Regions from separate parts of the Mus musculus genome. Here all the other regions are linked to region 3. The links are chromatin loops, found by intact Hi-C in ENCODE. Cell type or tissue: heart. All regions are shown on one strand. Each heading gives the region's core, and the rest is flanking DNA. Links, peaks and the distances in the headings are about the cores only.

Region 1 (4,107 bases), core at 901-3,400, 91 kb before region 3:
CGTTGGTTTTACATCATGGTTTCACCATTTTTTAAGTGCCTGGTATCCAGAGAGGACAGAAAAGGGAACTGGACCCCCTGAAGCTGAGCTACAGCAGCTGTGAGCTGCTGTGTGAAGGCTGGGAGTGGAGCACGGGTCCTCTGCAGGAGCAGCGAGTGCTCTCAACTGCCGAACCAACTCTCCAGCTCTATTATCAGTGTTTAAGTGATCTGGGAAAGCATGGCTTCAGTCTGGCATTTCACAGGTGTTTGTCTTAAACGTTTTTATGATTTTATTCCCTCTGGATGGGCATCTGAGTGGAGCTGCCACAGATGAGAGAGAGATCAACACCACATCTTTCCATCTGGCTACCTTGGCTAGCATCCCGTCACCATCCTTGGTCTGAATCAACTCTAATTAGCCTGGATAGCCTCCTATCAGCTGGGCTGGGACGGACAGTCAGAGGGCACAGTGTGGCAGAGCCGGGGAAGGAAGACTGTCGGGTCAGAGGCACACCTGCATTGCTAGAGGTCCAGCCCAGGAGACAGTGAGGACAAATATCTCTGCAAGACATTGGTGATTCCTGAGTCTCTTCATTTTACTACAAAAGGGAAAGGGAAACATGTGCTGAGGGAAGACACATGAGGCACACTGAGGCCGCTTTCTTTTCATGTGTGTGTGTGTGTGTGTGTGTGTGTGTGTGTGTATACCACATGTGAGTGCAGTGCCTATGGAGGCCAGAAGAGGACCTCAGATCCATTGTAGCTGGAGTTACAGGCAATTATGAGCTGCCAGGTGTGGCTCTGGGAAGGAGTCCTCTAGAAGAGCAACAAGCTCTCTTAGCCTCCGAACATCTCTCAAGCCTCAGGAGTCTTCTAATATACTGTTTAGACTTCTGTTTTCTGTAACCCTGGGAGCAGGATTGGCCTTGTCACATTGCTGGGTCTGCTCTGACTTTGTCCTGCTTTATTGATGGGATCTCTTGCAGCTATCTATTTTAGCTTTTTCTAATGGTTTGGATGTCAAGTGTCCCACAGGCTCATGTAGCCATCAGAAGTACCGTTGTTTTTGGAGCTTGTAGAACTTGTGAGAAGTGGCACCAGCTTGGAGGAAGCTGAACAACGTGGAATGGCCCTTGAGGCCTATAGTCTGACCTTACTTCTTGTCCCATATCTGCTTCCTAACCTGCCACCATTGCCTCCTTGGCCATGAGCAGCTTCTCCCATGTCCCTCACAGTGGACAGCACCTTGAAACCATGAGCCCAGATGGGTCCTTTCTCCCTTCAGTTGTGTTTTGAAGTATGTTTAGTTGCAACAAGAATACATTACTTCTTGTACACTCCCAACAGCTAAAAACATGTATTTCCCCAGACAATCAGAACTATCTTCTTTTTCCATCCACATCTCCTAGACTTTTCCAAATTTTTAAAAAGCAATATACTTTCAAATTATTATTTTTTTCCTTTTTTCACATGCTATTTTGATTTATTTATCTATTTATTTAATAATATAGGTATGAAGTAACATGTCAAATTTCAACGTGCCAAATCAGTTTTTGGGGTTTTTTTGTTTGTTTGTTTTTTAATTAGGTATTTTCTTCGTTTACATTTCAAATGCTATGCCAAAAGTCCCCCATACCCTCCCCCCTCAAAATTTTTTTTGTTTTGTTTTTTGTTTTTTTGGTTTTTTTTTTTTTTTTGCTTTGTTTTGTTTTCGAGACAGGGTTTCTATGTATAGTCCTGGCTGCCCTGGAACTCACTTTGTAGACCAGGCTGGCCTCGAACTCAGAAATCCGCCTGCCTCTGCCTCCCAAGTGCTGGGATTAAAGGCGTGCGCCACCACCGCCCGGCTCAAATTATTATTTTTATATTTAATGCTTTACTAGTAAGTCCTGTAGGCTTATATTTTTAATATTTATATTATTTATTAAGTATACTTAAATATTTTGACCTCCCTTCTAGCCCATCATCCACCAGAGGTTGTGGAAAGTAAGGTTAATAGGAAAAAAGAGACTGTAGACCTGTTTAGAAATAGTTTTATTTTAATTTTTATTTAATTTGTGAGTGCTCTATCTGCATGTTCACCTGCATGCCAGAAGAGGGCATCAGAGCTCATTATAGATAGATAGTTGTGAGCCACCATGTGGTTGCTGGGAATTAAACTCAGGATCACTGGAAGAGTACACTTCCAGTAGTTCTAAATACTGAGCCATCTTTCCAGCCCCAGAAATATTTTGGGGGGGGCAAATCCAATCTGTGTTGTCAGGATATTAGCAGTTTAATTTATATGAATTAGTAGCCATAGTTCGCGCCACTCACAAACACCATTCATTAATCAGCAGTGGCAGTTCGATCTAGAAGAAAATGTGAGGTTCTCCCAATCAGCTTGAGTCCGTGGAAGCGGCAAGAAGCCGCTGGAATGCCACCAGAAGTTTTAGGTGTGTTTCTCTTTAGGAAGTCATGACAAATGATGATCAGTCAAGAGCAGAAAGGTAAATCAATACCATACAATGCCATCCACTGTCTGTTTGGTTATATTTATACCCTTTCAAACATTATGTGTTCTCTCAAGTGTCCATTCCAGCAAAAACATCGTATGCCCTTTTTTAGGCAACTTCCAGAAAAATGCTATGGGTGTCCTCAGTAAAACATCCTCTCATAAGACAGTTTTCAAAAAACATAACACAAGAGGGTCTAAAAAAAAAAAAACAAAAAACAAAACAAACAAACAAAAAAAAAACAAGAAATCATTTCAAAGTATATTGGATTTTTTTTTATTTTACTTAAAAAAAAAGTTTGTGGTTTAAATTTTACTGGTTGCGGGCTGGGGAGATGGTTCATCAGTTGATAGCCCTGTATGCTCTTGCAGGGCACCTGGGTTCAGTTCCCAGCACTGACATAGTGGCTCAGGAAAGTCTGTAATTTCAGTTCCGGGAGATCTGGTGCCCTCTACTGGCCTCCTTAGGTACTTCACTCAGTGTGGGCATCTGTCTGCAAAGTCTACTTTCTACTCTTACTAGTGTGGTCCACAGAGAATGGTGATTTGTGCTCTCTCTTTTTGAGACAGATGCATGTAGTCCAGGCTGGCTTTGAACGTGTTATATAGCTGAGAATAGCCTTGGACTTCTGATCCTCTTTCTCTTCCTCCCGAGCACCATTCTGGCTATTTTTTTTTTTTAACTTTACCTCTTGAGAATAGAGATCTGTATAGTTACTTGGAAGAAGTTTAGTATCTTTTAAAAATACATCAGAAATTAAAGGCTTCTTAGAATTTAATGAATATGAAGACACATCATACCAAAACTTATGGGACACAATGAAAGCAGTGGTAAGAGGAAAACTCATAGCTCTAAGCGCCTCAAAAAGAAACTGAAGAGAGCTTACACTAGCAGCTTGACAGCACACCTGAAAGCTCTAGGACAAAGAAGCAAATTCACCCAAGAGAAGTAGAGGGCAGGAAATAATCAAACTCAGGGCTGAAATCAACCAAGTAGAAACAAAAAGAACTATACAAAGACTCAACAAACCCAGGATCTGGTTCTTGGAGAAAATCAGTAAGATAGATAAACCCTTAGCCAGACTAATGAGAGGGACACAGTATCAAATTAATAAAATCAGAAATGAAAAGGGAGACATAACAATGAATTATATCTTAAAATAAAAAAAAAAACATCATATTAGTGTGTGTGTGTGTGTGAGAGAGAGAGAGAGAGAGAGAGAGAGAGAGAGAGAGTGAGTCAGGACAACTTGCAGGAGGATTTTTCCTCTCTTTTCACCACGTGGGTCTCAGGGACCAAACTCAGGTCTTCAGGCCTGGAAGGAAGCTCCTTTACCCACCGAGCCATTTCTCGTAGCCCAGGCTGGCCTTGAACTCATTGAGTCCTTCTGCCTCTGCCTCCAAGAGCTAGGATTACAGGATGAAGCCGCTTGGATGGAAAGCCAAGCTGGACTCAGTATTACGGAAAAGACCCACCTGTTAACAGCATCCCGGAATACTTGGAGAGCCGGCCCTTGGTTCTGGACTTCACGCTTTTATCGTTAACTGTGTGCTCTTCTGTGGACGGGTCGTGCCCTGCCGTCTTTTCATCACCTTCTGAAAGGCATCGAGGGTGGCCGGTTCCCGAAGTCC
Region 2 (4,107 bases), core at 901-3,400, 870 kb before region 3:
TATACATATATGTATATATATATATACACACACACACATATTATCAAAAGAAGCAATGTTTCAGTATGGTCATGTGCCTCAGTGTACCACTTGGTGATTGGTCACTGTCAGCATCTGGTTCAAGTTAGCTTTTCAAGTGAAATTGTGGGATTTCACGAGGATGCTGGCAATGGTGTCGGGGAGGGTGCGGTTGCTGGGGTGCAGGTTGGGAGTACAAGATGTCCGGTGGAGCTCAGAGTGAACCACAGAGCCCACAACCAACAGGGAACATCTTACTTAACAGACACAAATCAGCATGGAGTGTGTGGCCACAGGAACATGATGTGTCAAAACCCAGACAGCCGGGCAGCGTGGGGTGCACCTGTAAAGCCAGATCTGGGAAGCTGAGGCAGGAGGATCATAAGTCCAAAGCCAGCTTTGCTACGGGGTAAAACCCTGTCTTAAAACAAGCTGGCTAAACAAGGCTGTGTGGGAACTTAGGCCTGGGAACTTTGTATCCTTAATCACATCCTGTAGGGTGTGGGAGAAGCAAAACGCACTGGATGGACTTGAGAAGTTACAAACATCGGAGAGCAGAGAGGGGAAGAAGACAACTAGAAAGACAGAGAAATGGACAGGAGGAACATACTGGGAAGGGGTAAGACAAGCCGAGAGTGGCAGCACACACCTTTAATCCCGGCGCTCAGGAGGCGGAGGCAGGTGGATCTCTATGAGTTCAAGGCCAGCCTGACCTACAAAGTGAGTTCTAGAGCAGCAAGAACTACCTTATAGGAGACCTTGTCTCAAACTAATAACTTTTTTAAAAGACAAAGAAATTAGCATTTTGAAAACTGATAAATCTTTGAAAACACCAATCAATTGAAAGAAAGAAAGAAAGAAAGAAAGAAAGAAAGAAAGAAAGAAAGAAAAGAGAGAAAGAAAAGAGAGAAAGAAAGAGAAGGAAAACCTGGGCACAGACTCATGTCTGTAAGCTATGGACAGAGTAGTTGGACGGTCACAGCAAAAGTGGAAAAAAGACACAGGAAAGAACAGAAAGCAGGGCGCTCGGAGCCAAGCTGCTCTCTGGCTGATACCCTACTTCATCTCTGTGGAATGCATCAGGGATCCAAGGCTCTGTGGTCCACTCTAAACTCCACAGGACATCCGCACGTGCGTGCGCGCTCATGAACACACACACACCCAGCATCAGCACCTTCCCGGGCACCCTCGCCAGCTGCTTGTGAAATCCCACAATTTCACTTGAAACACGGCTTGTTTACCGCCCTGAGGACAAGCATTTCTCCCCACCTCTGCCACTTTCCTATTTCAGGTGTGTCAGGAACAGCTTTGGCAAGCTGTGTCACCAACCCACAGGTGTGTCTATTTTGTACCTTGGTTTAAAGGGGATAGGAATGTAATGCCTGCATGTGGCCAAGAGGAGGCGCTATTGGCCCATTTATGCCCTGCCTTTAAATTTCATAGATCAATGTGCTTTCATATGAATTGGCCTCAAGAAAAGAAAAGACCCCAAGACAGAGTCGTTGACGAGTTATAATATCGCTGGATACAGTCTCAGATACTCCACGTGCTCAAGAAAAAAGTCAAAACCTTTGCTCTGAAAAGCACTTTGATAGGCCCAGAGTACACCTACCTCCTAGACATCTATCTATTCTAGGACACCCTGTGGTGGGGGCAGGGGTGAAGTTGGGGTAGGATAGAAGCCCCCACTTCTTGGGGCCCTGTGTCTAAAAGAGCCACTCAGCCCCATCTCTGAGAGACACCTCAAAGCAGCCATGAGCCTAATTTCTGGGTTGCAGACAACTGTCCTTCCAAAAGCTAACCAAGATGACCTGGTTGGGATAATTGTCTAGAATCCCAGAGGGTGTGAAAGTGAGGGCGGCTGAGACAGTCGTGTTCACTGTTCACTTGACGGTCTGCAATAAGCCATGATGGGAATCTCAAGATGCTCTCACAGGGAGCTGGGTGTGGGGTGTAGTTGGAGTTGGCCTAGGGCCATGTCTGTTTGCTTATAGCATCTGATCTTAATAACCTGTGAAAAACTGAATTAAAAGCTGTACCTGAGACACCATATACTTACCACCCTGAAGTTATCATTTCTGGTTTTACTTTTTGCTAATATCATATCTGTTTTTACTTTTCTGTCAAATGCATCAGTACAGCTTGGCCTGATTGAGCCATAGGTGTTTTGTTTGTTTGAAGTAGCTGAGCTGCAATTCTGAACGTTGCCAATAGGTGGCGATATTGGCCTATTTATGATCAGCACATGTCTTTTTGGTGTGCTTTCATTTGCGTTGGTATTTTGGCTTGGTTGCCACGGTTATGGTGGGAAAACCTGCCTAACGTTGAGTGGCTCTATTGCCTGGGCAGAGGAGCTTGCGCTAGGCTATCTAAGCATCGGCAAGAATCCGTGGTTCATTTCTCTTGGCTAGTGACTGTGAATGTTCTGTGACTAGCTGCTTGAACTCTTCTCTTGCTGCTCAGACATTCGAAGGCCCAAGTACACTTTCCTAACTGCAAAGACCTCCATGTGCACCTCCTTAGAATGATAGGACTTAGTCTCAAGGTAATTGTTATTGGCACGATGTGTGAGACACCAAGTCCTTGTCATGAATAGTGCCTGGTCATGGTTTTAGAAAATGTGAGAAGGATGTGAAAGCTTAGAAGGCACACAGCTGACAGAGCCAGAATCTCTGAGGAAGAAGGAGAGGAGCCCGCTTTAACAAGTGTTCAGTAGGAGCCGTGAGATGCAGGTGAGCTTGAAACACTGGAGACTGGATATAAAGATATCCGACTGTGACTGTATAAACTTGGAGGAGACACTGCTCTGCCTGAAGCATAGAGCTATTATATATCAGGACAAACAAGGCCCTTGAAGCCAAAGGGAAGTGGAGATAGGAAGATCTGGAATTCAAGGACAGTTTGAGCTGCACAGTGAAACATTGTTTCCAAAAGGCAGACAAACAGCCAGAGGCAGTTCTGGCCTGTGCACACCTTTAATCCCAGCACTCAGGAGACAGAAGCAGGCAGATCTCTGAGTTCAAAGCCAGCCTGATCTACAGAGTGAGTTCCAGGACAGCTAGGGCTACACAGAGAAACCCTATCTCAAAAAATGAAGCAAGTAAGCAAGCAAACAAAAAAGCAGACAAACTAGTCAGGCATGGTGGTACACATCTTTAATCCTAACACTTGGGAGGCAAAAGTAGGCACATCTCTGAGTTTGAGGCCAGCCTGGTCTACAAAGCAAGTTTCAAGATAGGGTTAGAGAAACCCTGTGTCAAAGGAAAAGGAATGAGGGAAGGAGGGAGGGAGAGAGGGAGGAAGGGAGATAGGGAAAGAAGAAGCCCAGGGGCCAGAGGAACTTGGGTTCGATTCCCAGCACCCACATGGCAGCTCACAGCTGTCTGTATTCCAGTCCCAGAGGTTCTGGTGCCATCACACCAATGCACATAAGGTAAAAATTAAATAAATTACTAAAAACAAAAAGGAAGCTCAGAAGATGAGCTCAACAGGACTCAGACAGCAAAGAAGTAGGAGAAACAAGACCCCAAAGAGAGCCCCTAACTCAGGCCTGTGCCCCTCTCTGAGCCGGTCCCCATCGTGTGAAACTGTGGCTTCCAAACTGTGCACTGCCCTGGGTGGCTTCATCTTACAAGAGCTTTTGGCTGTGTTGTGATTATAAACAGAGGCAGGATGACTGCATTTCATGTGCTCACATACATTACCCAGGAAGCACAGACGTAAAAACAACGTATTCCCACTATAAGTTTATTAAAGTCAATTTGTATCGTCTTGTTGTTCCCAAACCTGGGGGCAAAGTCTGCACTCCCTGAAGCCAAGTTTGTCTACCTGTTCTTGAAAGCCAATTAGAATAGCAAATATGTATATACAAATATGTGTACATACTTACACGTGGGAAAGGGACCTGTGGCATATCATGTCGCCCTCCATCATCTTCCGTCCTCGTCCTGCACCCGCCCCTGCCTAGCTGCAGGCCACAGGAAAGCTTCCTTCTCAGAGCTCCAGCTCCTGGATGGAGATGCTTGGGTTCCTAAGGTATCTGACTCTACCATGAGAAGGCTGGACATACCAGAGAAAGAGGGGCACATG
Region 3 (2,500 bases), core at 1-2,500:
GCATGAAGGTCCAGATTTCAGGACTGGTCATTGTGTGGCTGGCAGAGGCCATGTGTGATTCCCACTGCAGCTGAGGAGAACCAGGAACTGGGAGGTAGGGAGTGTGTGGTGGCCACTGCCTGCACGAGTGGCTGGACTTGGTAGAACACACCACCTGTACTTGTGCATAGGTAGAGGAATTGGACGGGGATGGGTAGTCATGGGGAGTCTGGGATCTGGGTCTATGAGATGGTTTGAGTCTCTAGCAAGTAAGACCTTCTTCAGTGGGCCAGTGGACCTGAGATGCCCGAGGAATGCAGATCCTAAGGGAGCCACCCAGACCCACACCCTAACTCTCACCTCCAGGCTCAGTCCCAGCTGGACGGACCCAGGTGTTTCTATAAAAGCCCAAGACAGACTAAGCTCCCAGAGGGAGGGAGGTAGGCTTTATTTCTAAGGCTCTTTGGAGTTCTGGGGAAGGAGCTCAGGGCTTTGTGCACTTAAAGTGAGCCACCTCAGTCCAGGGTCCATTCTAAGGACAAGGACAGGCCCCATGGGTAGGACCCTTCCTGCAACCCCTCCCAGGAACATGAGCCTGAAAGGCAGCTAATGCCAGGGCTGTTCCCCCTTGTGTGCATCTGTTCTGGTTTGAATCTCACGGCTCAGCGCGACTTTAACAGCTGTTAGCTTATAAACTGAGGACACAGGCCCTCCAAGGGATGGCTGAGGAGGTTTTTATTGTGGATATGAGGGAGAGTAGAGCTGTAGGCATCTGGAAGAGTCTAGAACAGGGGAGAAAGTAGTGAACATGGCCAGCAGATTGGACTTGGGCATGGGAGTGGGTGTGGGGCTGGAGGGAGGAAGAGAGGATCAAGAAGACAGAAGGCCAAAGAGGAAGAGAAACAGGAGAACCAAGAGCGCAATGGCCTAATGACAAGCTGTGGAAGGAGGGCACGGGGCAGAGTGAGATCTGAGAGGAGCCTGACAGCAGGCAGTTTTTTTTTTTTTTGCTCTTCGGTGTTCGTGCACGTAGAAGAACAAGAGCATGCATGCCATGTAGCAGTCTTGGAAGTTTCTGGGCTCATGTCCTTCCTAGGCCTGTGATTGGCAGGAGGACCCGTGAGGCTGGGAGTGTGGTGTTGTACCACCACCTAGTGGACATATAGAGCACTACAGCAGCTGCCCTATTCCCCCACACCCTGTGTTTCCATCTCCCAGAGGGGTCTGTTATTGTAGCTGTGTAGATTGTGGGAAACCTTCTTTATTCACCTCTTCTTGGCTTTGCTCCCTGGCCATTCTGAGCACTGGAGACTATCCTGGAAATTGGCCTTGTAGTGGAGGGTGTGACCAGAGTCAAGTTAATCTCATGTTCCTTGCCTGCGTTCCCTGGGACAGACCTTATCTATTGGTGCTGCACTCTGTTTGCGGTGCTGGGGATTGAGCCCAGGGCTTCCAGCATGTTAGGCTGCACTGCCAACTGAGCTATGTCCTGTCCCTGCCCTGCCCAAGCTTTCTGACATGCTTGGAGCCATGCCACGGGTATCAGGTCTGAATGATTCTGCACAGAACGTACGTGATTTGCAAATGGTAAACTTGACCTTAAGCCCCACATTATCCCTGTGAAGCCCAAGAAGAGGCTGGGGTCAGCAAAGTGACTCACAAATGCTTGTCCTAATTTGTTCTGGGCTAGGGAAACATCAGTTCACATCTAGTCACTTAACAGCTATAAGGAAAAGATGAAGTTTGTCTGTTTTGGACAACAGCTTCACCTGATACCACTAATTTTTCTCTGAATTAAAGAACTTGAGGGCCGGGAGATGCCTGAGCAAGGATGAAGACCTGGAATCACATTTAAAAAAAAAATCCAGGGGTGTTATTCTCTGCCTGTAATCCTAGCACTTAGGACAGAGACAAGCAGACCTCCAGGGATTGCTGGCAGCCAGCTGAGCCTAACCTGTGGGAGCCAAGAAAAGGGGAGAGACTCTCTCAGAAAACAAGGGGAACAAACGAGAAAGACACCCAAGGTGGGACCTCTAGCCTCCATAGCCGTGTGCACACATGTGCACGCGTATGCACACACACAGCCCCTATAGCCATGTGCACACATGTACATGCGCATGCGTGCACACACACACACACACACACACACACACACTCACATACATGTGCACACACACACACACACACACACACACACACACACACGCTCAGAAAGAGGCTTTGCCGAAAGAGCTGGTAAGACCCTGATTCCTTAGGGCCCCAGGCTCCTCCTCTCCTTTGGTTTTACCATTTTCACTATGGCCACCACCTTTAATGTTACCGCATTCCTAGGAAGGTCCAAAAGCTCAGGCCATCCCTGACCAGCTAGTCTGTACCGATGGACCGTCACTTCTGTGGTGGTGTCCGAATGTAAGCCTCATGGTCATGCTTCGCTGTGGAGGTGGAAATGGGTGGCTGAGAAGTTCTTGTGCCAGGCTCCAGGGCTTTTAGACAATGATGTCCATCAGGCCACCTCCACCAG

The links. A loop is a pair of places that touch in the nucleus more often than their neighbours do. Peaks named below come from ENCODE experiments on the same cell type or tissue, not always from the same donor. Only the 100,000 strongest peaks of a DNase experiment are listed, where the experiment ranks them.
Region 1: it touches region 3 in a loop (4-fold over the local background); 29 of 42 quality-filtered maps call a loop at or near these places.
Region 2: a loop joins it to region 3, with 2.5 times the contacts of the local background. A loop is called at or near these places in 4 of 42 quality-filtered maps.

The regions. Positions count from the first base shown.
Region 1 is chr9:121,281,722-121,285,828 of GRCm38, forward strand. It overlaps a transcript of Ulk4 not described here. Among named protein-coding and RNA genes, the nearest start is that of Gm34655, 6.0 kb to the left of the region's middle. In heart, for the core only: CTCF peaks have their summits at 2,085 (motif pointing right) and 2,937 (motif pointing left); no DNase peak of the experiment used is centred there.
Region 2 is chr9:120,499,978-120,504,084 of GRCm38, forward strand. It overlaps the pseudogene Gm7229. Among named protein-coding and RNA genes, the nearest start is that of Eif1b, 9.4 kb to the left of the region's middle. In heart, for the core only: CTCF peaks have their summits at 1,413 (motif pointing right) and 2,214 (motif pointing right); no DNase peak of the experiment used is centred there.
Region 3 is chr9:121,373,618-121,376,117 of GRCm38, forward strand. All of the region lies in intron 1 of Trak1 (trafficking protein, kinesin binding 1), which reads left to right. Among named protein-coding and RNA genes, the nearest start is that of Trak1, 7.9 kb to the left of the region's middle. In heart, for the core only: a CTCF peak has its summit at 1,156 (motif pointing left); DNase peaks (open chromatin) are centred at 73 and 1,114; H3K27ac peaks cover 966 bases.